Regions from separate parts of the Mus musculus genome. Here all the other regions are linked to region 3. The links are chromatin loops, found by intact Hi-C in ENCODE. Cell type or tissue: left cerebral cortex. All regions are shown on one strand.

Evidence for each region. A loop is a pair of places that touch in the nucleus more often than their neighbours do. Peaks named below come from ENCODE experiments on the same cell type or tissue, not always from the same donor. Only the 100,000 strongest peaks of a DNase experiment are listed, where the experiment ranks them.
Region 1: it touches region 3 in a loop (3-fold over the local background); 5 of 42 quality-filtered maps call a loop at or near these places.
Region 2: a loop joins it to region 3, with 2.5 times the contacts of the local background. A loop is called at or near these places in 4 of 42 quality-filtered maps.

Annotation. Positions count from the first base shown.
Region 1 is chr19:12,408,482-12,416,481 of GRCm38, forward strand. No RefSeq gene overlaps it. Among named protein-coding and RNA genes, the nearest start is that of Olfr1441, 9.8 kb to the right of the region's middle. In left cerebral cortex, a CTCF peak has its summit at 4,686 (motif pointing left); DNase peaks (open chromatin) are centred at 3,960, 4,363, 4,592, 5,451 and 2 more places.
Region 2 is chr19:12,097,501-12,105,500 of GRCm38, forward strand. It overlaps Olfr1427 (olfactory receptor 1427), which reads right to left and starts at 2,137. Exons shown (of 1, transcript NM_146679.1): 1 at 1,202-2,137. The coding sequence starts at 2,137. The coding sequence ends at 1,202. In left cerebral cortex, no CTCF peak of the experiment used is centred here; DNase peaks (open chromatin) are centred at 3,770, 7,230 and 7,538; H3K27ac peaks cover 1,396 bases.
Region 3 is chr19:12,007,742-12,015,741 of GRCm38, forward strand. It overlaps n-TFgaa2 (a tRNA gene), which reads left to right and starts at 804; the gene lies at 804-876. n-TKctt30 (a tRNA gene) reads right to left here and starts at 2,027; the gene lies at 1,955-2,027. It overlaps n-TLtaa4 (a tRNA gene), which reads right to left and starts at 3,427; the gene lies at 3,345-3,427. It overlaps n-TRtct1 (a tRNA gene), which reads right to left and starts at 3,932; the gene lies at 3,847-3,932. It also overlaps n-TVtac1, n-TVtac2 and Gm31151. In left cerebral cortex, CTCF peaks have their summits at 101 (motif pointing left) and 4,754 (motif pointing left); DNase peaks (open chromatin) are centred at 87, 1,000, 1,510, 1,974 and 6 more places; H3K4me3 peaks cover 3,775 bases; H3K27ac peaks cover 3,065 bases.

The DNA of each region.
Region 1 (8,000 bases), 400 kb after region 3:
AAAGAAAAGAAGAAATGGAAAAAAAGAAAGGGAAGGCAAGGGAGAGGAAGGGAAGGAGGAAGAAAAAGAGAAAAACGAGGAAGCAAGGAGGAAAGAAGGAAGGGAAAGAAAAGAGGAAGTGAGGGAACAAAGGGGAGAAGAGATAAAGAGAAGGTGAAAGAAGATTGAACCTGTATCATCAGATCAAAGGTGATATTTGGCCAGGTGTCATCCTGGCGTGAGTATCCTTAGAGTTATGGTAATGAAGAGAAGAAAAAGAAATAATCCACAGAAACAATAGATTTAAGCAAAGTTTAAAATCATGTAAAAACTAAACTTTAAATTACCAAATAAGAAACGTCTCTTCATCATCACAAGACACAAGAGTCAACCATTTAGAAAAGTATACAATATACAAGCTACATGTTCTGTGTGACCTGTGGGGCTCTGCAGTCTCAGACCTCAAACTTCAGTAAAGCAGTTGACTGTTCAAAACTATGAGGTTTGTAACATTGCCCCCTCTCACCTATTGCTCTGTGACACAGTCTTTATGTATTAGCCACTATATAATCATATTATGTCACAGATCTGAGCCAAATGAATTGGAGCAGCCCTTTCTTTAGAAGTAGAAATGATAAAGTTAACATAGTTTCCCTGGAAATACTCAATTTATATGAGTTTAAAACATAACTTGACTTGTACCAATTTGGTTTATTTATGGGCTAGTTGGAATAGACACATGGCTCTTAAAAGAACAAAAATAGCCAATAAACATAAAGCACTATGTAAAACAGAACACGGTTTTCCATACAACCTATGTCTCTGACACAATAAGCCATCAGAATGTGAAATCCTCTCAACCTACATCAGAGAAGATTTTTGTGCAGTGGACTGTGGATAATAGAGAACGTTACATCTGACCAAAGTACAGGGAACAAGTGTCTGCCAAATATTCAGTCATAAATTGGACACCTCTGTTGCACCATCTTACCCAAGACTCAGAGACTACCAAGGAAGAGAGAGGTTTATAAGAGCCAGAGATTGAGGAAGAAAGTGTCTTCTGGATATAACAAGGACTGCATATCTCGGGAACTCACAGTGCCTGTGGCTACCTGCACATGACCCACACAAGATCGAGCTAGTCATCACGTCAGCATGAAGCAGGGAAAGCCACGTGAGCCCCACTCATAGCTGAGGAGCTACTGACAGTTGATGGCTGCTAGGGGAAGGAGGCTCAGTTTTTTTAAGGGTGTGGTCCTGGCCAGTTGACCAAGTTCCAGGGGATGGCTCCATAGTCATGTCTTTATGTGCAGCATGCCTTCATTGGATTCTGTGGGTTATATGAAAACAAGAAGGCATGAAATTGAGCGAAACACATAGGAGGCATTCAGACGAAGTGGGGGGCAGAAACTGGAGAGGGGAAAGAAGAGAAGAGAAAGGAAAGAGGGGAGATGGGTAAGGGAATATGGTCAAATATGTTGAATGCATGTATAATATTCTCAAAAATTAATTTTAAAAAATTAATCTGAATTCCTGTTAAGCTCTTATTAACCAGCAGAGAAAGGATCATCCCAAGACTCTGCACTCACAAACAGCATAGAGAAGGGTGTGAGGGTTTATTTGTGGATAATGCTAAGTTCTAAGTCTAATGTTCTAGCTAATACTATGCTGAACTTTATGTGTGTAAGCCTTTGAAGTTTATATCCACACAGTGTTTTCGCAACATGTGCAGGTGAGACAGTAAAGGCTCAGCTCACACTTGGTGAAGATGACCCAGCAAGTCAGCTGCAGATAGTGGGCAGATATGGATGTGCACTAGTATCACCCAAGCAGGGATGATGTTAACATTCCTATTAAACCCATGCAAAGAGCATTCTAGTCTTCTAACTACTTGCTACTTCAAGTGACACTGTCCCCCAAATGTCTTGGGGTGTATTTCTGGGACACTATATAGTGTCAACCTGCCAGGGATCACACCCCTAAAGAAAACTGAGCCTCCTTCCCCTAGCAGCCATCAACTGTCAGTAGCTCCTCAGCTATGAGTGGGGCTCACGTGGCTCTCCCTACTTCATGCTGACGTGATGACTAGCTTGATCTTGTGTGGGTCATGTGCAGGTAGCCACAGGCACTGTGAGTTCCTGAAATATGCAGTCCTTGTCATGCCCAGAAGATACTGTTTCTTCCTCTGGCTCTTACAATCTTACCACTCCCTCTTCCTTGATGGTCTCTGAGTCTTGGGCAAGATGGTGCAACATAGATGTCCCATTTATGACTGAACATTAGGCAGACACTTGTTCCCTGTACTTTGGTCAGCTGTAACATTCTCTATTATCCACAGTCCGCTGCACAAAGTACCCCTCTGAAGCATCTCTTCTTCTCCTTTATTTCTAAATAAGTATCAAAACTCTGGCTATAAAAGTCCTCCTTGAACTAAGCCATAACCATTAATCAAGTGGCTTCAATCTTTGACTTTCCTAACTCTGCAAAGTGAAATACAAGTGGTCCCCTTTCCTATCTCTGAAGATACAAAAAAAGGTGGTATCATTCTTGCAGTTGGTATTAAAACACCTCAAAATATGTCCTATCCTGTTGAGGAAGAACATCAGGGCAGAGAGTGCCTCTCAGCTTCAGACCTCTAGAATTGATTAGTGCAGCTTTGTTGTTTAAGACTGCAAAAGCACGCTAGCTTACTATGAAGCAATAGATAGTGGACAACATATTTCACATTTGGTGATTCTTCTCAGCAAACAACTCCCTCCAAAGTCTGCAGCTACTCTCTAAAGCTATTGTATTTTTAAAAGCCCCTTTGTAGAATAAAAATCAACACAAAATGGATCAAAGTCATGAAAATTTGAAACTATTAGTGGGAAGAATTTCAAGATATAGGTATAGACAAGAACTTTCTGGAAATGATTTGATTTACACAGTAAATAACACCCAAATGTGACAAATGGGAATTATGTGAATTAAAAATTCACTTACGTTCATAGCAGTTTTATTCATAATAGCCAGAAACTGGAAACAACCTAGAGATCCCTCAACTGACAAAGAGATAAAGAGAATGTGTAGCTGTACTACAAACCCACAGACCCAAAATAACCAGGTAATGAGTTCCCACGGGGAGGATGTATGACTATCATTCAGAAGGTAACACTAAATAGTCACCTAGTTGATGGAGAGAAGAAACTGTGTAGGAGATGGGGTGAGGAGGGGATGGGGATGGTGTTCAGATGTAGGGAGAGAAGGGAGAGAAGAGAACTGGGAGGAAGAATGGAAATAGATGATATCCACCAAGTTTACTGGATGATTTCCAGCACCCCTGGGATTAGCTGGAGGTCTGGAATGGGAGAGTATATGAAAAGTCTATGGGGGATGACTCTACAAGAGGGGGACATAGAGATGAAAGTGTCCACCTCCCATACTCAGGCAGGACTTCCAGAGGAGGAAACAGGACATCAATCCACCCACAAAAAACCTTCAACTCAAAATTTGTCTTGCCTACAAGATGTGCAGGGATGAAGATGGAACAGAGTCTGAGGGAACAGTCCACTAATAAAAGGGTATTTGATCCTTCTTAGAAGGAAGAACAAAATACCCATGGAAGGAGTTACAGAGACAAAGTGTGAAGCAGAGACTGAAGGAATGACCATCCAGAGACTGCCCCACGTGGGGATCCATCCTATATACAGTCACCAAACCCAGACACTTTTGTAGATGCCAACAAGTGCTAACTGACAGAAGCCTGATATAGCTGTCTCCTGAGAGGCTTCACCAGTGCCTGAAAAATACAGAGGTGGATCCTCGCAGCCTACCATTGGACTGAGCATAGGGTCCCCAATGAAGGAACTAGAGAAAAGACCCAAGGAGCTGAAGGGGCTTGCAGCCCCATAGAAGGAACAACAATATGAACTAACCAGTATCCCCCAGAGTTCCCAGGGACTAAATCACCAGCCAAAGAGTATACATGGAGTGACTCATGGCTCCAGCTGCATGTAGCAGAGGATGGCCTAGTTGGTCATCAATGGGAGGAGAAGCCCTTGGTCCTGTGAAGGTTCTATGCCCCATTGTAGGGGAATGCCAGGTCCAGGAAGCAGGTGTGAGTGGGTTGGTGAACAGGGGGGGGGGTAATAGGGGGTTTTTGGAGGGGAAAGCAGGAAAGGGGACAACATTTGAAATGTAAATAAAGTAAATATCTAATAAAAAAGAAAAAAGAAAAAGAAAAAGGGTATTCTGGCAGATAAACATCTTGGCATTTGAATTTTAAGCAGCAACAAGTTTCCCATTATAGTAAATCTGAGATGGTCCTCCCTGGCACATCTTGCATCTGAGATGTTGCAATTTTCTGATGGTGGAGGCAGAGATTAAGGCAGTGAATGTACAGCCAGGGAATTCTGAGACGTATCAGTCTGGAGACACTGGGTTTGTTTTTCTGGTCCCTTCCCATCCTACCTGAAAGTATTCTCCATCATAGAGGATATTCAATCATAGAGGGCTAAGATATGCACAATCAAATGAAACAGTTTCAGAGAGGAAAGTCAGCTTACAAATATTTCTTTCATGGCAGGCTTTGAAATTCGGTTTTGAAGAGAGGAAAAGAAGTCACCCTTGGCCAACTTAGTCATGTGGTTACTTCAAAGCTGATCCCCAAGCACACTGATGATCAGTATGAGAAGGATGCCATCTTCAGGTTACAATAAAGGATGTAGGGAACACAGAGAAAAACTGTTTTGATGGTTGCTGTTGTTTTCCCTCTCTTTCTCTCTGTCCCATCCAGTAGAAAAAAAAAATTCATGGTTAATTTTGGGGGGCTGGTGACTTGGCTCAGTAAGTATAAGCACTTGCTTACAAGCATGAAGACATGAGTTCTGATCCTAGCACCCCTGTATATAAGCTAGGTGTGGCCACATGGCTACACAGTGCTGTAGATGGTAGAGACAGCAGAAGGGCTAGCTCGGTATTGCTACATAAATGATTAGGTCAGAGAGAAACCCTGTGTCAAGGGAACTATGTGGAGAATGATAGAGAATAACATCTTAATATAAAGTCTCTGTACACACAAACCTACATACACAACACACACATGCAACACACACACACAAGGCAATGACTCACTTTGCATTTTCAGTGCTAATTAATGACTCTATAAAATAAGCAGATGCTTGAAGAATATAACCATCATTTCTCCTTTCCCCTGCTAGTCTTCTCAAACCATTCATCTCCATGCCAACACAAATGTCTTCCATTTGCCTGGATCTTTATGGCTTTCTATAGACAAAGCCTTTCTCACCATCTGGGCTACAGCTGGCCAAGCCTCTCCACAGACATCCATCAATGCCTTCTTTGAATTGTAGCTGCCACTTCTTAAAATTGAACCCCTCTAGCAAGACATCACTGTTAAAGTCAAGCAAGTTGTAGGCAGTTGTACTTTTCTGGAGACACATCATGTTCTGCTCTATTTTAAGGGACAACTCAATGTTGCAATGCCAAGTGAGCACTGGATGCTCTATTTCCAGTAGCCACATGCTTGCTGTGTTCCCAGTCTCCAAAAGACTCCTTAAAGAAAAGTTCATCAGTCTCTGGGATGGCTCAGCTGGTAATGTGCCCATTGCAGAAGTATGAAGACCTGAGTTTAGATTCCCCAGCACTCAGGTAGAAAGTGAACAAGGTCACAGGAGAGACAGGAAAATTGCCAGGGCTCCCTGGCTAATGAACTTAGCCAACCAGTGATCTCTGGGTTTGAGCCCTGTCTCAAGTGATAAGGTGGTGGAAAATAGTGGAAGACTCTCAACCTCTGGTCTCTACACATATGTGTACATTCACCTTCCCACACACATACACTACATACTCACATGCATTATTCTATAAACAAAAATAAAAGTTGCAGATGGGCTGTGAGTGGATCGTCCCTTTCCATTGTGGCTTTCCAGAAGAGGCGCTTTGCTTCCCTCCACTGTGAGCAGAGATCAAAGGATCAGAGTCTAAATGGAGAACAGATAATAACACCATGTGTGGTGCCACAGATGCCTGGCAGATGTGGTTTACCACTCTTTGCTTGGTTTTCCCACAATTGCTTACAGCACTGTTCTAGGCCTGAAAAGATCTCAGGGGCTTTTCTCACCCTTCCCCTGGATCCAGAAAAAGAGATAGATGAATTTTTATGTTATTTTTTGCAAGCTGAGATAGGCAAGGCTCTGAAGAAAAATGTAAGAGCCTCTGGACATCTCCTTTGGCTGTTCCAGGTCCTTGTCTGATTCTGAGTTCTGGTCTTGCTGGTGCCTGTTCTCTGACTGCCATCTTCTTACATATCCAGTCATAGGAAATCTGGCTCTGCCAGTGCCAGGGTATGACCTAATGTGCAGTCTGGGATAATCCTTGCCTAAAAGCTTCTCTGTGACCCCTGCTTTTTTCTCCAAGTTTGCTTGGTTTTGACAATCTGCACATATTACCAACTGCACTTACTTCTCCTTTTTTAAAAAAAAAAAACATATGTGTATATGTGTCTGCCAAGTGCATATAGATGCCTGCAAAGGCCAGAAGAAGGCATTATCTTCTCTGGAGTTGGAGTTACTGGTTGTTGTGAGCTTCCTGAAGTGGATGTGGGAAATCAAACTGTGGTCTTCTGGATGAGCAGCAAGCACTCTCAACTACTAAGACATGGCTGTAGCCCTTCCATTTTCTTCTCTTCTTGCTAAACTTACCTGTAGTACTTAGCTTTACTCAAATATCACCTGAACCCATTGCTGTACCCCTGTTTGAGACTGCTGTAGCTCTGCTCTTGAGTCTATCAACACTAGTTGTGAAGACCACAGCTTCCTGCCTTCTTGGCACATCTGTTCACATTGACCTCTGATTTCTTAAAGCATCAGTGAATACTGAGGGCTCAGTGGATGTTTTGGGGCTATTCACAAGCAACAGACAAATGAACTTCTTTAGTAAAGAGCAAGACAGGGGGTGGGAGGAGGTATGGGATGTGGAACAGTTGGAGGATGGAGCAGGGAATAAAATCTGTAGTGAATAAATAAATAAATAAATAAATAAATAAATAAATAACAGGGAGGATAAACACCACTTATAAAATCATGGCAGTTTGTAAACAATCAAATTTAAAAATTTATGGACCTCCTCAAACAACTGCCTGGGGGTAAATGGCATGAGAAAAGATTTCCTTGACAATGGTTCAAATAAGAAAGAAAAAAAGCAGAGGAAGAGACAGAGAGATAGAGACAGAGGGAGAGACAAAGGGAGAGAGAGACAGAAGGAGAGGGAGAGAGACAGAGGAAGAGGGAAAGGGAGAGGGAGAGGGAGGGAGAGAGAGAGAGAGAGTTTTTCTGAAGGGGGAAGAAAGGGAGACAGAAAGGAACTGTAAACACTACAGTCTCCAACACACCCATGCATATTTCAGTCTGCAGTAAGACCAGAAATTTGTTTTGGTTTTGTTGTGGTTTTGTTTTCTCTAGAAAAGGTTTAATTACATAGAAGTTATCACTTAACCATAATCATCTATTCTTTAATGTCAAGCTTGAGAGAGTCCCCAAAAATGTAGGCAGAGGGCCAAGAGCTGGGAATTTGTTTGGCTGTATGGTACAAGATACTGGCACAAGGGAGGGAAAGCTGGTGGGGCTGTGGGGGAGAAGCAAAGTTACAACAGTCTTTTCCCATCTTCATAGAAGTGGAAGAGCTGCCACAGTGTCCTGTGGGCTTACACAGTGCCCACTTACTTCTCTTCTACTATGCTCCTCCCTGCAGCATACAAACACACTCACATCTTTAAAGCTAGATTTCAAAGACAAAACACATGCACGAGGGAAATCCTGCTCTGGTCAAAAGTCTACATTTCTTTTAAAAGCCCCACTTGTGGATTTTTTAAAGCTATTTTTTTGTTGTCATTTATCTTTTTATAGGGTACTGCAAGGTAGAGGATCAAGCCTGGCCTTTTGATAGTGGAAGGATTTTGTTGCAGTCTCTGCTCTGCCAAGAGATGCTTATGTGACTATAGGCAAGCAACTTCTACAAAATTCCAT
Region 2 (8,000 bases), 90 kb after region 3:
CCTTTATTTCAGGAGGACGTAGGAAATGATTTTGCTCTTCTGTATAGGATTACTGGGAGTTTAGTCTCCAGAGCTCTCTGTACTCACACAGAGAGATCGGAAGTTGAAATGAAGATGTTTCTGCAAATACTACTTGTCCCTGTTGTAATCACAATATTGTGTACACAGGTTCTAACAAAGTTTGTGAATTTTTTTTTTTTTGATACCCATAATCCTGAGAGGCTGTGAGTTTGAAGACAGCTTGGGTCCTGTAGCAAGTTCTAGGCCACCCTGCACTACAAATGATACCCAGTGTCAAAAAAAAAAAACAATCAACCCCAATCCTCAAAATTGGAAAAGGATAAGACTGATTTGAGTTTGGAATCAATTTTTACATGTCTTTGTTTCTCTCATCCTGGATTCAAGTGAGATTTACTATGAATAAATGGACAGGGTTCTATATAGACATTGAAACTATAAAGGGGAATTAGATGTGTTAATTTGACAACTTTATTGTATTTTAACATACCACAGTAAAGGAAGCTGCAAAACAGTATACATAACCATAACAAAAATATTTATTTATTGTGTCAGATATAAATTTTTATTTTTCAAACACTCAAATCAATTATGTACAAGTTGGATGTTAAGTGTAAGGCAACTAGTTTAAGATTCTTGCTCTTTATTTATTTATATATAAAGGTTTTACAAAGGCAGACTGTAAGTCAAGTGCACAGTTACTTTTGACAGAGTCATAGAGAATGCACAACAGCAGGGAATCTTTTAAAACCATTTATAACAAGCATTTGTTGATTTAAAAAGAAAGGAAGAAATCACTAACTGTTCAATTCATAGAAGACCCCCAAGTCATAGAATAATGGCTAATAAATGGAGATATAGGTGCTAGAGACCTATAATTTTGAGACAGATGACTCTGATGACCCTTGTATGTCTCAAAATCAAAACCCCGTTCTACAGACCATTGATAGGCAACTCAGGTGCTTCTATTATAGTTCATGTTTATTCTTTGCTTTCTGTTAGTCTCTCTTCAAAGGTTATATTCTTCTTGCTTAACTTTCTACTGATGTCTATGTTTACAAACAATTTTATGTATCATATTCTTCATATGCACATCATATTACTATAGTTAATTATTCATACCTGAGTCCCAACATGAAAAGACTCAATTAGATGTTTCCCTTTTCCACAGTAAGTAATGAAGCTATTCTACCTCAGAAAGTATGAGTCTTTTCCGGAGTCTCTTCATGGCTGATTTCATCTCCTGGTTCCTGAGGGTGTAGATCATTGGGTTCAGGACAGGAACAATTATATTTAGGGTGATTGAGACAGCTCTGTCCATGGGGAGGGCAGTGAAGGGCCTGGCATAGACATAGATGCAGGGCACAAAGTGCAGGGTGACCACAGTGATGTGGGAGGTGCAGGTGGAGATGGCTTTCTTCCTGCCCTCTCCTGTGTGTGACCTCAGCATTGTCAAGATGACTGTGTAGGATACAAGGAGAAGAACAAACCATAGCGTAGTGATCAGGCCATTGTTTGAGATCATCAGGAGCTCGAGAACAAAGGTGTCAGTGCAGGCGAGTTTGAGGACCTGTGGGACATCACAGTAAAAACTATCAACAACATTGGGTCCACAGAAAGGAAGTGGGAGCAAGAGGAAGATCTGCACAATTGAGTGGACAAAGCCTCCAACCCAGGAGGCTGCGATGAGGGCTGTGCACCGCCCTCTACTCATGATGGTCACATAGTGCAGAGGCCTGAAGATGGCCATGTATCGATCAAATGCCATCACAGAGAGAGAAAAAATGTCTGCCCCACCAAGCAGATGGAAGAAAAAGATCTGAGTGAAGCAGCCATTGAAAGAGATGGTCTTTCTTCTTGAGAGAAGGTCCACTAAGACCTTTGGAACAGTAATGGAGGAGAAGCAAATGTCCAACACAGAGAGGTTTCGAAGCAGGAAGTACATGGGCGTGTGGAGGCGGGACTCCCAGGTCACAGTGACCATGATGGTGACATTTACCAACACCGTTGTTATATAAACAATAGATAAAAAGAAAAATAAGAGTAAGCTCAGTTCTTGAGACTGGGTAAGGCCACAAAAAATAAATTCAGTCACCTTAGTGTGATTTCCCAGCTCCATTGAATGTTACTTCCTCCTCTGACTACACCTTTGAAGGAAATACTAGTATTATTGAAGCAATAAAGTACGATTTGCATCCCATAGAGACAGAACATGCACAGGTATGTAATTGTAGCATGTTCTTTAGGAACTTGCTGTTATCTAGGAAAAGCACTTGATCACTTGAACAGCTCTATTAGTAGCACAACTTGTTCTTTAGACTAGGCCACTTGTTCTCATATTGTACTTAGTGGGGACTTGTGAATTCTGCTACAACTTACCTCTAGAAACTCTAGAGAGCCTTATGAGCCAAACTTCTAGGCTACATTTAGCTCTGAAAATCCAAATAGCCAAATTTTACTACATTTGGTTTCTAAACTTTAAAAGCCACTAAGGGTTCAATGAGTCGGCTCAGCATGTAAAGGCATATTCTGCCAAGTCTGAAGACCTGAGTTCATTTCTCAGAACTTACATGGTGGAAGGAGAGAACAAACTCTTACAAGTTGCTCTCTGACTTCCATACCTTGCCAGTGTCATGTATGTACTCTCATATATGTGTGCTCTGTCTGTCTGTCTGTCTTGCAGCCACTGAAATGAATTGCCACTCTCTAATAACATAATATGGATCCACATGGATAGAGGTTATTATTTTTGGAACCACCACAGGTTTAAATAGTGTTTCTTAATATCATTCTGAGGCTCAAGGGATAGATTTTATTATCTCACTTTGGTGATACCAAATTCAGCACAATGAAAGAAAATAAAAACTCCAAGGTAATATAGAAAGTCAGTGGCAAAGTAGAAATAGGACAAATTTCTCCCTGATCTTCATCCCTCAGTCTTTTACTACTTCCCACCTCCTATTAATTTCAGGACTCACAAATCTAAAACTGATTTATGTAAGGAACTCCTTCCTAACTTTTCCCAAGCACTTCCAAGGGTGAATTTTACCATTCTTGTCTCCTGTCACAATGGAATTTGAGTCCATCACCTGTCTTTCACCTCTTACATGCTACGTCACACAAATGATACCATTTACGTTTAATTTTTCATTTTATAGATTCTCACAGTTTGGGGGTAAATGATGGCATTTAAACAACAACAATAAAAAGATGACAAAGAATGTCAGTAGAGACAGTTTCATTCATATATTAAGTAGATCCGATTCTTTAATTGCATGATTTTTTTCCTGAAGAAACCCTTAAGGTCAGTGTCTTAGTTTAGGTTCCTATTGCTCTAAGGAGACTCTATGACCAAGGCAACTCTTATAAAGGATGCCAATTGATTGGGGCTGGCTTACTGGTTCTGAAGTTCAGTCCATTATCATTATGGCAGGAAGCATAGCAGCATCCAGGCAGGCATGGCTCTGGTGAATTCTATGGGTTCTCATGGTTCTATGGTTTTGTTGGTAGACAATCAGGAAAAAGATTGGCATCCTCTGCAGGCTGCCAGGAGGAGGGTATTAAAGTCCACCCCTACAGTGACACATTTTCTCCAACAAGGCCATACCTTCTAATAGTTCCGTTCCCTGGGTGAAACATATTGAAACCACCACAGTCAGGATTTGGAGAGATGACTTGGAGACTAAGAGCATTTGCTGCATTGCAGAGGACCCAAGTTTAGTTTCTAGTATCTAGGACAGACAGCTCACAACTCCCAGTAACTCCAGCTCCAGAGATCTGATGTCCTGTTCTGGACTCTCCAAGCACCTGCACTCATGTGAGCACAGACTGCCTCCACATATACACAGAGTTAAAAAAAATAAAGTGAAATCTTGCAAAAGAAACCTTTAAGATCAGACATCTTTCTTTGTCTGGCAGGACTGAAGCTTCTCACTCAGACCTCTACCACACTGCTCTGCTAAAGTATGAGTAGTTCTCTTGTCTGAAGGACAATGCTCCCTTTTTCTCAGAACCCCCAAACCTATTATCACTGGAGTAATGTTGACAATTGGTAAGGTAAATTTCCTTCTTTTCCCTTCCAGTGAAGAAATATCAAATAATGTCTGTTCAAGTTTGAATTTATAATTTCTGGCATTCACTCTACCATAGGTGGACATAATGACAGCTACCACATATTCCTTGATAGCTTGTCTATTCTTTTATTATGATTGAGAGGAATTTTCCTTTGCTGTATTTTCTCAGATCAGTTGGGACTGACCAGGTCAGTCAGGACTATTCTAGCTTTAAAGATAAAGTATAGAAAGACAATAATTCTTGATATGCAGAAAGTCACTTAACAAGTGAGCTGTAAAGTTATCTTTGACTTTCAATTCCTCAACAATGTCCAAGGAGGAGGCCCTCAATGGTGACAACAGGACAAACATTTACTAAGAGTGGAGAGATATATTTACACTTAGCATCTGAATTTGATGTAATTACCTGCCACCATCATACAGATATATAGTTTCTGGCCAGTGTCCAGTTAAGAAGCATGCTTAGGCAAGCTTTGGAAACCAATGACCTTGAAAAATTACGTAGATAAACAACTTGTGTTTACCTGTCTTATCTCTCCAGTCATTGAACCTAGGTCCTCAAGCACTCAAGTCAAGTACTCTACCATTGAGCTGCAGGCCCGGTCTTTAAGAAACGTATTTTGCTCATTTTTCTGTCTTGGTATCAAAGACAAAAGATAAAGATGTTTTCTCCTGATGCAGATTGCAAAGTAGTTTTCTGATCTCGAGAAAACCATGTTTTACTGGGCTTCTTGATTATATTAATTACAGGACAAAGTTAAGGACTTAAAAACAGGACATAACTGGTTTGGAATTCTGTTTCTTCCTCCTTCTTGTTCTTACTTGGAATGAATCCTTTAGGTTCTTCCAGTTTCCTTTGTAAATCTGGGAAAGCATAACATTTACTTCATGAAGCTGTGTAAAGAATAAATATGGTAATGTTTGTAAAGTCTCCAGGAGGCCATAGGCTCCCAATTAACTTGGATCTTTCCTTTTTTTTTCCCCATTTTTTATAACATATAATCCTCTTTTCCTAACAAGGAAGGATAAAGACACTGGCGAAATGTAAAATGCTTCTCTCTCTTTGAGCCAACTTGTTCTTTTTGTTTGAACAGATTTGTGGGAACTGGTCAAATGGAACAAAAGTTTGGTTGCTGGATCTTTGTGCTTCAGAATATTTCTGTTTATGGATTAAGTCAAGGAGACTCAGTCAGCCATGGGCAAAGTATGCATATAAATTTGCCTCTGAAATGTTCCCAGTTTTAAAAGAGAATTTGGGGGTCTTGAAAGGAGGCAATTATTTTGTAGAGAAAGGTTTCATGATCCCAAAGGATCATCCTAAATCCTAAACTGGAACTAAACATGCCTTTTTTTTCCAACTAATTGTTTCCCTAGGAAATCCTTCCTTCTCTTTTCTATGCTGAGCCCGTGTCTGTTGCTCCTTCTCCTGAAGGCACGCCTGACTTCTTAGTTATTTCTGCAGCACCTTAACTACATTATTCACAATTGTTATTCTGCACAACCTATGGTATGTCACACTCTGACAGTTCAGTGACCTTACCTAAATTCTTCAGTGTCCAACCATGAATGCACACCATTAAAACCTCAATGTAGATGGTAGAGAGAAACATTGTGTTCATAAGTGAAGGCCTTATGAAGATTTGCCATGGCTGGCTTCAATGTTATCTCTTTAGCCTTCACCTTGGAAGGACAGATCTTGGGAGTCACATCTTTGTGACTTCCCTTCCTATCCCAATATTGCCATGGGCACTGTTTTATGAATCTCAAACTTAATATGAAAATTAGCAAAGGGAATTTGCATGTGAGCATTGAAATAGAATGGACATTCTTCTGAGTACCATGGTCCCAGCGGGAGTTATTAGAGACTTTCTAATTAAGTACTCGCAAATCACTCATGTGGACCCATGTAAAAGTGTTCACATTTCTTTACTCTCCAAATTATTTTTTATTGTTTGTTCTTTGATAATTTCACACATGCATTCTGATTACTCTTATACCCACTACTTCTAGTCTCCCTTTTACCCTTCTCAACTCTCCTTCCTTTCTACTACCCCCATTTACCATAATGATATGTTTCACTGTGTTTTGCGATCCACTGAGTTTAACCAGGGTTATCTGTGTAAGCACAAGTGTGGGATTATCCAGTGGAAGCTGATGGACTCCCTGTTAGGTATACAACTGAAGACAATAACTGCCCATGCTGCAGAATCCATCACTAGCCAATAGTTCAGAAGGGATAGGTAGGGTTCCATGAGGCTTTCCTCAATCTATGACTATTTGATTACAGGTCCAGTCTTGTGCAGGACTAGTGCAGACAGCTCTATCTCCTATAGGGTCATGATTGGAATGGCTGTGTCGTGCCAAGAGGATAGTACTTCATATCCTTTCTCCAGACCCTCTGGTGTTTATGTTGTCCTTCTTATTTTTCCATGATGTCCTATGAGCTTTTGAGAGGGAAGGTAATATAAATGTTCTATTCAGGGCAGAGCACTCAACTGTCACTTATCCTCAGTACCTTGAACAGACATTAAGTCTCTGCACTTAGTACAATTTGTGGCAAAAGGAAGCTTCTCTATGGCTGGGTGTAGTATTTGTCTATGTGTATAATTGTAAATATTTAGAAGACAGTTTCAATGTCAATAGGATTATGAGACTCTAGCCCCGTCAAGCCCTGGATTTTTGACAAAGTTTACGTACCAGGCTTGATTTCTTTCCTTTGGAGTGGACTATGTAGAAGAATGATAAATCTGTAGTTTTGGGGGTTGCCAGTGGCTTTCCAAGAACAGTTGGTTACCCACCACAACAGTTGTACTGCTATTGCACTGGGGGGAGGTCATTTTTCCTGGTGCTTAGTATCGTAGTTCATAGAGTTCAAAGTTGAGTAAGTCTGTTGATCACTCCCCCCCACCCTCAGCAACTTGTGTACCACCATTTTGTCAACATGAAAACTAGAGACTGTGGAGAACTACACAGCTCAATTCCTGCCTGATTTTTTAAAATATCTTATAACAAAAGTGTAAAATGTCTTTAGCAATATAATCTTATCATCTAGTAGACTATGAAGAAGAATGATAAATCTGTACTATTTATTTTTGGAGGGTGGGCAGTGGCTCTCTGAGAAACAGATTCTAAGGAGGTATACCACCTGGCACTGAATTTTTTTTTTATAACACATAGCTTCCAGAAGCACCATTATCTAGCCATAAACGATATTTCCCTTTTCCCTTTTTAAACTAACATATTTTAATTTGCTTATGAAGTAGTAAGAATCCATATGGCTTGTCCTAGTTTCATTTTTCTTCCTGTTATAAAACATCCCAACCAAAAGCAACTTAATGGAGGGAAGGGTTTGTTCAGCTAATGATTCTAGGTCACTGTCCATCACTGAGAAAGTCAAGGTAGAGTCTTGATAGCAGGCCAACTTGTTATTCCATGTAGCAATACCTTTAATAACAGAATGTACTTCACAGTCAAAGTATAGCAGTAGCTGTGTAATACTTTGTTTGCTGGCTAGCATGCTTATCTTCAGATAGCTTTTTCTTTTTTCTTTTTCTTTTTGGCTTCAGGGCAACCTGCCTAAGGAATGGTTCTGCTCACAATGGGCTGGAGTCTCTTATATCAGTTAGCAGTCAAGATACTCTCCAATAAACATGTACATAGGCCAATTTGTTTATAACAGCTTCTCAATTTCTAAGCTGTTTCTAAGCATTTCTAAGTTGTTTCAAGTTGTTAAAACTAATCAGGACAGCTGTTTTTAAAATTCTTCAAAGACTGTGGAAGGCACAAAACTATGCATCCTTCTGTTCTTTGACTTTTTGAGAAAGATTTGTCTATTAGAATCTAATGTCATAGGACCACTCATTTCTTATGGGGACAAAGGCACAATTTATTTGCGGGGAATGGGAAGCA
Region 3 (8,000 bases):
AACGGGACCTAGCATGAAAGCCTTGCGAAAGACCCAACAAGCAGCTGAAAGAATCAGATGCAAATATTTGCACCCAACCAATGGACAGAAGCTGCTGCCCCCCTGTGGTTGAATCAGGAGAAAGATGGACGAAGCTGAGGAGGAGGGCGACCCGGTAGGAGGACCAGCAGTTTCAATAAACCTGGACCCCTGAGATCTCTCAGATACTGGACCACCAACCAGGCAGCATATACCAGCTGATATGAGGCCTCCACCACATATACAGTAGAGGACTGCTGGGTCTGGGCTTAGTCAGAGAAGATGCACCTAACCCTCAGGAGACTGGAGGCCCCAGGGAGTTTAGAGGTCTGGTGGGGTGGAGGTGGGGGTGGCGGGGGTGGGGGTGAGGACATCCTCATGGAGACAGGGGAGCGGGGAGGAGGTATGGGAAGTGGGCCGGGAAAAGAATAAAATCTGGAGTTTAAAATTAAAAAAAGAAAAAAAAAAAGAAAAAGAATTATGAGCAAGTCGACCTTCCAGCACACGTTGAGGGATGAATGGGACCGTGAGACCAAGCTATACACACTAGGTACTCTTTGGGACCCTGGATAAGGGTAGAGAAAGGGTAGAAACTAAACGAAGGTAACCCAGGACACACCTTGACCTGACAGGAATTAATTTTGTTACTGTTCTTAAAATTGCAGAACTAAAAATAGTACACCTTTAAAAATAAAATTAAAAATTCAAAAATTGGAGGTGAAGTGACCTGAATTTTTTTTAACTTTAAATTTGCTTTAGAGTGGGGACGGGGGCTTATTATCTGTGCTGAAATAGCTCAGTTGGGAGAGCGTTAGACTGAAGATCTAAAGGTCCCTGGTTCGATCCCGGGTTTCAGCAAAGTTTTATTTTGTTATTTCTGTCTTTTGTTATTTCCTTCCCAGTACAATAGCCATCCTTGTGAAGACACAAAGATTCTCTTTGGAAAGAGAGGCAAAGAAACATAGGATCCTAGCTGGGATACATGGCTCAAAATCTTACACGGTGGAAGCTGACACGTCGACAGAGTATTATGGCAAACCAAAAACCGATTGCATCAAAGTTCACCCCAGGGAACCAATGAACTTATTAGGGTTATTTAGAGATCTTGGATGAGGGTTATGGGCAGGAGCATGGGTGACCCCCAAAGCAGTCGCATTGCTTGGAACCCAGCCTGGCTCCTCAATGGCCCTGTAATGTGGAGCCCGTTCCACTAATCTCTTCCAGCTGTATGCTCTATCTTCTTTCTGAAGTCATTCGCAGAGTTGTATATAACCGATGGGGTGGGGTGATTGGAAATTCAAAGATCCCTGCCTCCTTTTCTAGGAGAACAACAGTCAGCAAGTTCAGCTGTGATGAGATATAGTTGAACTCACGAAGATGGTGGCAACTTGGCTCGGGAGATATGCCCATACAACACATGCCTGCTGCACCAGCTGACCTCTTGGGTCTGTTCCCCCAATCGCCACCTTATGTTGTCCCTTTGCTAAGCTTTCAAGTTTCAATGACAGGTTTGAAGCTAGTCCTGGAAGTATTTGCCTACACAGCCAAGTCTCTTGCTAAGTCGGGGCCCATCAGAGAGCACAGGAAATCTGGCTAAGAACGTAGTCCTAAGTGGAGACTATACATTCTGTGTCTTCATTTGAAATACAGATTTAGTAGCCTAGTTCCCAAGCTTCGCCTTTAATAAGAGGCATCAGGAGACATTCTTCGAGACTACTGATGTACAGTGTTTTCTGGTTGTATACCTACAGATGTTTTGAATACAAAAATCTCACACAATGTCATGTAACAACCACTTTCCAAGCAAAACCCAGCCGCATGACGTCTGTACTCATTCTTATAAATTGCCCCCTTCAAATAAGGGTAGGTTGGGTCTATATTGAAGGTCTTTCACTTATTTAGTCATACCGGAAATACAGGAGCCTAAAACAACTTCCGCCCGAACAGGGACTTGAACCCTGGACCCTCAGATTAAAAGTCTGATGCTCTACCGACTGAGCTATCCGGGCTCTTAGCGAGTCCTTTCTTCAAAGTCTATCCACAGTTAAAATTAGGCCTAGAGTCCTAATTCTTTCCAAGTAGTTGAAAACCTTTAGTCTTTACTACTAAAAAAAAAAAAAAAAAAAAAAAAATCACGATAAGCAGTTATGGTGAAATCAAGTATATCTTTCTCCTCTCTCATCATATGTAGCCTATAAAGATTACAGTTACTGGAGGTTTCTATTTTGTGCATTTCACGAGAGGAACGCCCCATATTTTGTACCCTATGGTCAGGCCTCCTGAGCTGTTGGAGACATTTTTTTTTTTTTTTTTTTTTTTCTGATTCCGGGTTTTTTGTTTGTTTGGCACGCTAGAGCGCCTTGTGGGTGTATAGCTTGAACTGAGGTTTGCATTCGACATTTCTTGAGCGTACACTGAGTTCAGGATCTCGGCAAGCTTGTGAGGCTTGGTCCTGTGTAGGGTCGAACCGACCGCCTTCCCTAGCCCCCAGTCGCGCTCTGAGGGACGATCGCAGGTATTAGATAACCGCAAACGAGTTAGGCACTTCTTACAAAGAACTTATGGGACCCTAAACATCTGCTGTCGAGTTCAATTGAGAATGCTAACACCGTGACTCCTGGAGAGGGGCTGCCTGGCCAGGCGGTCAGTTTCAGAGGAATCAGGAGCCTCATGCGTGTTGCCCTTCGAACCTCTGGACTGACCGCCACGCCCAGTGGGAGAGAGTGTGATTCACAAAGGATGTGGAGTCCGCGCAGGGTGAAGCAGAGCGGGCAGATCCGTGCCGGCTGTCCCCAGCGCAGACCAGAGTGTCAGGCTCCAGGGCAACGAGGCCACTCTTGCTACCTGTAGAGACGCAACCCGAGCTGCATTCCGTTTAGCCGCTCCCCATCCTACTTTCGAATGCCCCGTGGTTTGCCCAAGTCTGGATTGATCCTAACAGATGGCCCGCAGAGATGTTTGGTTAGCCGCTGAAGGGTTGGGGGGGATATTCAGTCTGCCCTGTCTTTGTGCTCACCGCAGCCTATCTAAAACACCTTCAGATGATTGAGCGTCCTGTTTATTTTTCTGCAGTTTCTCTCTTCTGTCACACCTTACAGTTAAAGACCCTGTTTTTTATTTTTTCCTTTTAAAATATTTTCCTTATACATTTTAATTTTTAAACTCGCCGCACGCCAGTTTTCTAGCTTTCAGAAAGACACTCGGCATGTGGCTGGGTCTGGAACGTAAAGCTGTTGTGTCGTGTTTTTCTCTACCTCGTGTCCTCGGCTCTTTGTTTGGGTCCTAACGTCATAGGTGCTAGGAGAATATAAAAGGAAAAACACATTTACCAGAAGTGGGGTTCGAACCCACGCGGATATAAATCCATTGGATCTTAAGTCCAACGCCTTAACCACTCGGCCATTCTGGTACCTGAAAGAGCTAGATTTTATTTACCAGCAACTGGAGCAATACTGCAAGATTTAAAAGTTTTCAAAGAACCGTAAAATAATATTTTTTACTCATATAAAACAAAACAATGAAAAACAAAGTCACAGGGGAGGGAGGTTCGTAACCCTGATTATACCTCGCTCATTACTTCATTTCCGCATACAATAGCAATGTGATTGACGCTGGAAAGTGACTGAGAAAGCTCGCTGGTGGTAGTACCAAGATTACTGATTCTTCTATGGTGACGGACACTTGAAACGACGGCGATAACTTTCCTTTTTTATTTTAATGGGCATGTCAGGCAGGATGTTTTAATACTCATGGACTTCGGTACACTTTTCCTTCTTCCTAACTCCGGTCTTTTGTTCTTGCGTTATAACTCTCTTATTAAAATAAAAGCGACTCTGGTGGGACTCGAACCCACAACCTTTGAATGCCTCCATTTGTCTAGAAGTCCAATGCGCTATCCATTGCGCCACAGAGCCAGGTGTGTTTCTGTCTCCGTACTGTCTACATCAGAGCAGGAGCGTCGACTCGGGGGGACGAGCTCTCTCTTCCTCCATTAACCGTGGAGTGTGCAGCCGGAAGCGAGCAGCCGGGAGCGAGCGGAGCGGCGCCACTAGAAACCCCAGGTCCTGTTGGAAGTTCTCTGCGCAAGGTACAAAAACATCTTGATTCCAAGTCCCAGCGTCACCACAGTTCTACATGTAGTTAGTTGATATGGCATGCGACTCCTCCGCCCGGTTCCATAGTGTAGCGGTTATCACGTCTGCTTTACACGCAGAAGGTCCTGGGTTCGAGCCCCAGTGGAACCACGTGGTGTGCTAGTTAATTTTTTTCAGGTAGTTATTGCTGTAGCCTGTCTAGGTTATCTAATTTTGTTTCTGACGCATCTAAACGGTACTTTGAAGTCTCCTTTTGAAAGCACCCGTTTGTTTTCGGCGTTTAGAAAAATCTGTGTTTATTTTGAAATACTTCTTTAAGGGCAGATTACAAACTTTTCGTTGTTACCAGACTAGTTTTTAATCAAAGTTTTCTATTTTCATTATCCAATCTGAGAAGACCATTGTGGCACGTGGTTCCATAGTGTAGCGGTTATCACGTCTGCTTTACACGCAGAAGGTCCTGGGTTCGAGCCCCAGTGGAACCAGTGTAACTTTTCTTTCGTTATTAAAGCTATTTCAGTGTAATTCCCCCCCCCCCCTCCCCTCCCCGGAGAATTTGGATTTTGTGCGCGAGCTATTGCCGGTCCGCTGCCGGTGTGACTGCCCCCTTGTGGCCTCTTCTGGGATGTGCCGGTGAGGGGATTGTGTCTCCTGGTGCCTGCGTGGCTTTCAAATAGTAGGTCTTGGGTGTCTGATTCGCCTTGGGCCACTTTTAAAAGTTGCTTCCATTGCCTGATGAAGCACGCCTACAATCTCTGCTTTAAAATAATTAAAAAGTTGCTACTATCAGTGCTGATTAATTACAAGCCTCATATTGATCTTATTGATATACAAGTACATATTGAGAAATTATTGTCAGGCGCAAGGGAAGAGATTAAAAATCCTCCCTTTCATTTTTAATAGTCAGAAGTTTCTTTTGTGACTCCTAGAAGTATCTCATTATTGTTCTTCACAAGTGCGTCCCCTTACGGTGCACTTAGTAGCAGAAATTTCACATGGACCGAAGATTTAAACATTAGAAGTGTTTTGTTACGTGGTCATCAGGAACAAACAGCACAATTTTTAGAGCGTAATTTCAAAATAAGAACAGATTTTTCCAAGCAGAAAATTTAAAAGCCGGTAAATGATAACTAAAAGGATGGCGAATTTAACGGCGTAAAAACTTTCAATTTCTGTATTGGCACTGAATATCAGAAGACAAATAACAAAGTTGGGAAACGTGTTTGCAAAGCCTGTTCTCCCTGGGGTGGGGAGGGTCTCCGTGGTGGGATTGGGGTGGGGAGGGTCTCCGTGGCGGGGCTGGGGTGGGGAGGGTCTCCGTGGCGGGGCTGGGGTGGGGAGGGTCTCCGTGGCGGGGCTGGGGTGGGGAGGGTCTCCGTGGCGGGGCTGGGGTGGGGAGGGTCTCCGTGCTGGGATTGGGGTGGGGAGGGTCTTAGTGCAGTTCACGCAGGCAATCGCCTACTTTGGTAAAACTGCAGCGTTCGTGAGTGAGTGCGCAGTGACTGTCACGTGCAGAAGCCTACATCATGTGTTCTTCCTGCTTCCTCTTCAGAGAAGGTCCCTGAACCCTTGGGGTGGGTGGACAGATGAATCACAACCAGCCACGTATCTCAGCACTTGGCTGGTCAGCTTCTCTGAGTGTATGGCCGGGGCAGAGTTCCTAGCTAGAGTCTGGGTGTGACCCTTGAGGGAGTTACCTATGTGTCCTGTCCCTGTTTTCCTCTCTGCAAACGTGGGGGATAACCTCTTGTATGATTCTCAGGAGGGTTTGGTGAACTGACTCTCCACCGAGTCAGCAGACTTAACATCTTTGCTAATACTCTGGCAGGCACACTTGACACAGTTTGAGGACTATTTTGGTCTGTTTTCCCTTGTAGACATTTTTTTGGAAACTGCTAACTGCCAAATATGTCAGATATAGGTGCGGTGGGCTCATTTCTTTGGATTCTCTTTCTTCTTTATACTTACACTTTTTCTTTCCTTTTCATGAAATCTCTCTCTCTCTCTCTCTCTCTCTCTCTCTCTCTCTCTCTCTCTCTCTCTCACACACACACACACACACACACACAGATTTACGCATATATATATATATATAAATACAACACTGAGTATGTTTGCTGTTGTTTGTATACCATTTTGGGAGTGACTGCTTTGTCACTGGATAAGCAAATACAGGGAGCCTCTTTCTCTTTTTCTCAGTAGTCATAAGCAGCCTGTAGTTTTTCTGTCTAGGGCTAGAACCCCATCAGATTTTTCCTACCTGAGACTAGTAAGATCTTAGATTTTAGAGGGGAATCTAACGATACCATTTTACTAGGCCAGCATAATTCCTAACCAATTCTAAACACCTGTCTCTATAACCATAGAGTTTTCACCCTTGTCAAAGATGCTTCTCTTTGCAGCAGATGGAGACCCTTACAGAAAACCACAACTGGTCAAATACAGTAATTAACCGTAGGGACCCCAGCCCCAGTGGATACGGCTCCAACACAGCTCTCACACCTGAAGTTCAAGGAACATCAAAGAACAGGAGAGAGAAATCTTGTAAAGGTCAAAGGACCAGGAAGTCTGCTGGGAGATTGCCTCTCCTAGGCAGGACAGGAAAGCCTTGATACCTCCACAATATGTCTCTCTACACAAGACAATGAACAATGACAATGTCAGGTAACATTGTCTTTCCTTTACGTGTGTTTCTGTGTCCCAACTACCCTTTTGATAAGAGAACCAATTATAATGGGTCAGAGTGCATTTTAGTGACTACACCTTAACTTGGACACCTTTCTAAAGGCCCTCTTTTTCAATAAAATCTCAATTTGGGGTTCAGTTGTGATTTCAACATACGACTTTGGGGTGGACATAATCCAAATCAGCATAAACTGTCCAAAATGAGCATCAGAGTCGTCTTCTGGAGAAACTCCGTAGCTTGGCTACAAACACATTGATCTTTTTTCTTTATTTGCATCACCCAGACCATTGCCAGAGCTGTAAGCACTTTTGTAAGCAGCAGATTCATTGAGCACTTCTCATTCCTGGAAGGCGTCTGCTATCTCATGCTTGGACTTGAGTAGTGCCTCCATATCTGGTCTTGTCCTACTTCATTCAATACTTGACAAACAACCAGAATAACTTCTCAAAATGTAGGCGTCACACAGTTCTTCATCTCCCACCCCCTGAAAGCACCCTTAGACTTGGTCCCCACGGCCACCATATATTTTTGCTTTGCTTTTGTTCTTTTCTGGTTGCAGTTTTAATGCATCCCTAAAGTCCACGTGTTTGAAAATCGGTTCCTAGTGCAATAGCACTTCCTATATGGGGGTCTACTGGGAGATGCTTAGGCCATAAGTGAACACAGTAATATTGGTTATAAAGGGGTTTGAAACAGCTAGTCATGACACCAGATGGGACACCTGGATCTTGGGCATCCCAGTCTGTACAATACGAGCCCAATACATTTTTGTTCACTGTAAATTATCTAAGGCTGAGGCATCCTGTCACAATGGCACAGAGTGAACTCTAATGATTGATTTCGATCATCAGTTTGATGGGATTTAGAATCATCATGGAAACACCTGTATGAGGGAACTAATTGAGGGTGTTAATAACAGGTTAATTGAGGGGAGAGAATACACCTAGCTGGGGTCCCAAGCTGAATAAAAAGGAGAAAGTCAGCCAAGCGCTGACATCAACCACTCTCTGTGTCCCGACTTCAGATGCATCGTGGCTGCTCTCCTCAGGCTCCCGCCACCATGCCTGCCCTACCAGATGGAAATCTACTCTTGCACTGCAAACCAAAACGGACCATTCCTTCCTCAAACTGTCCTCGCCAGGCACCTTGTTAGCACAAAGTAACGAATGCACAAACTAACGTACCGGGCACTACGATCTTCA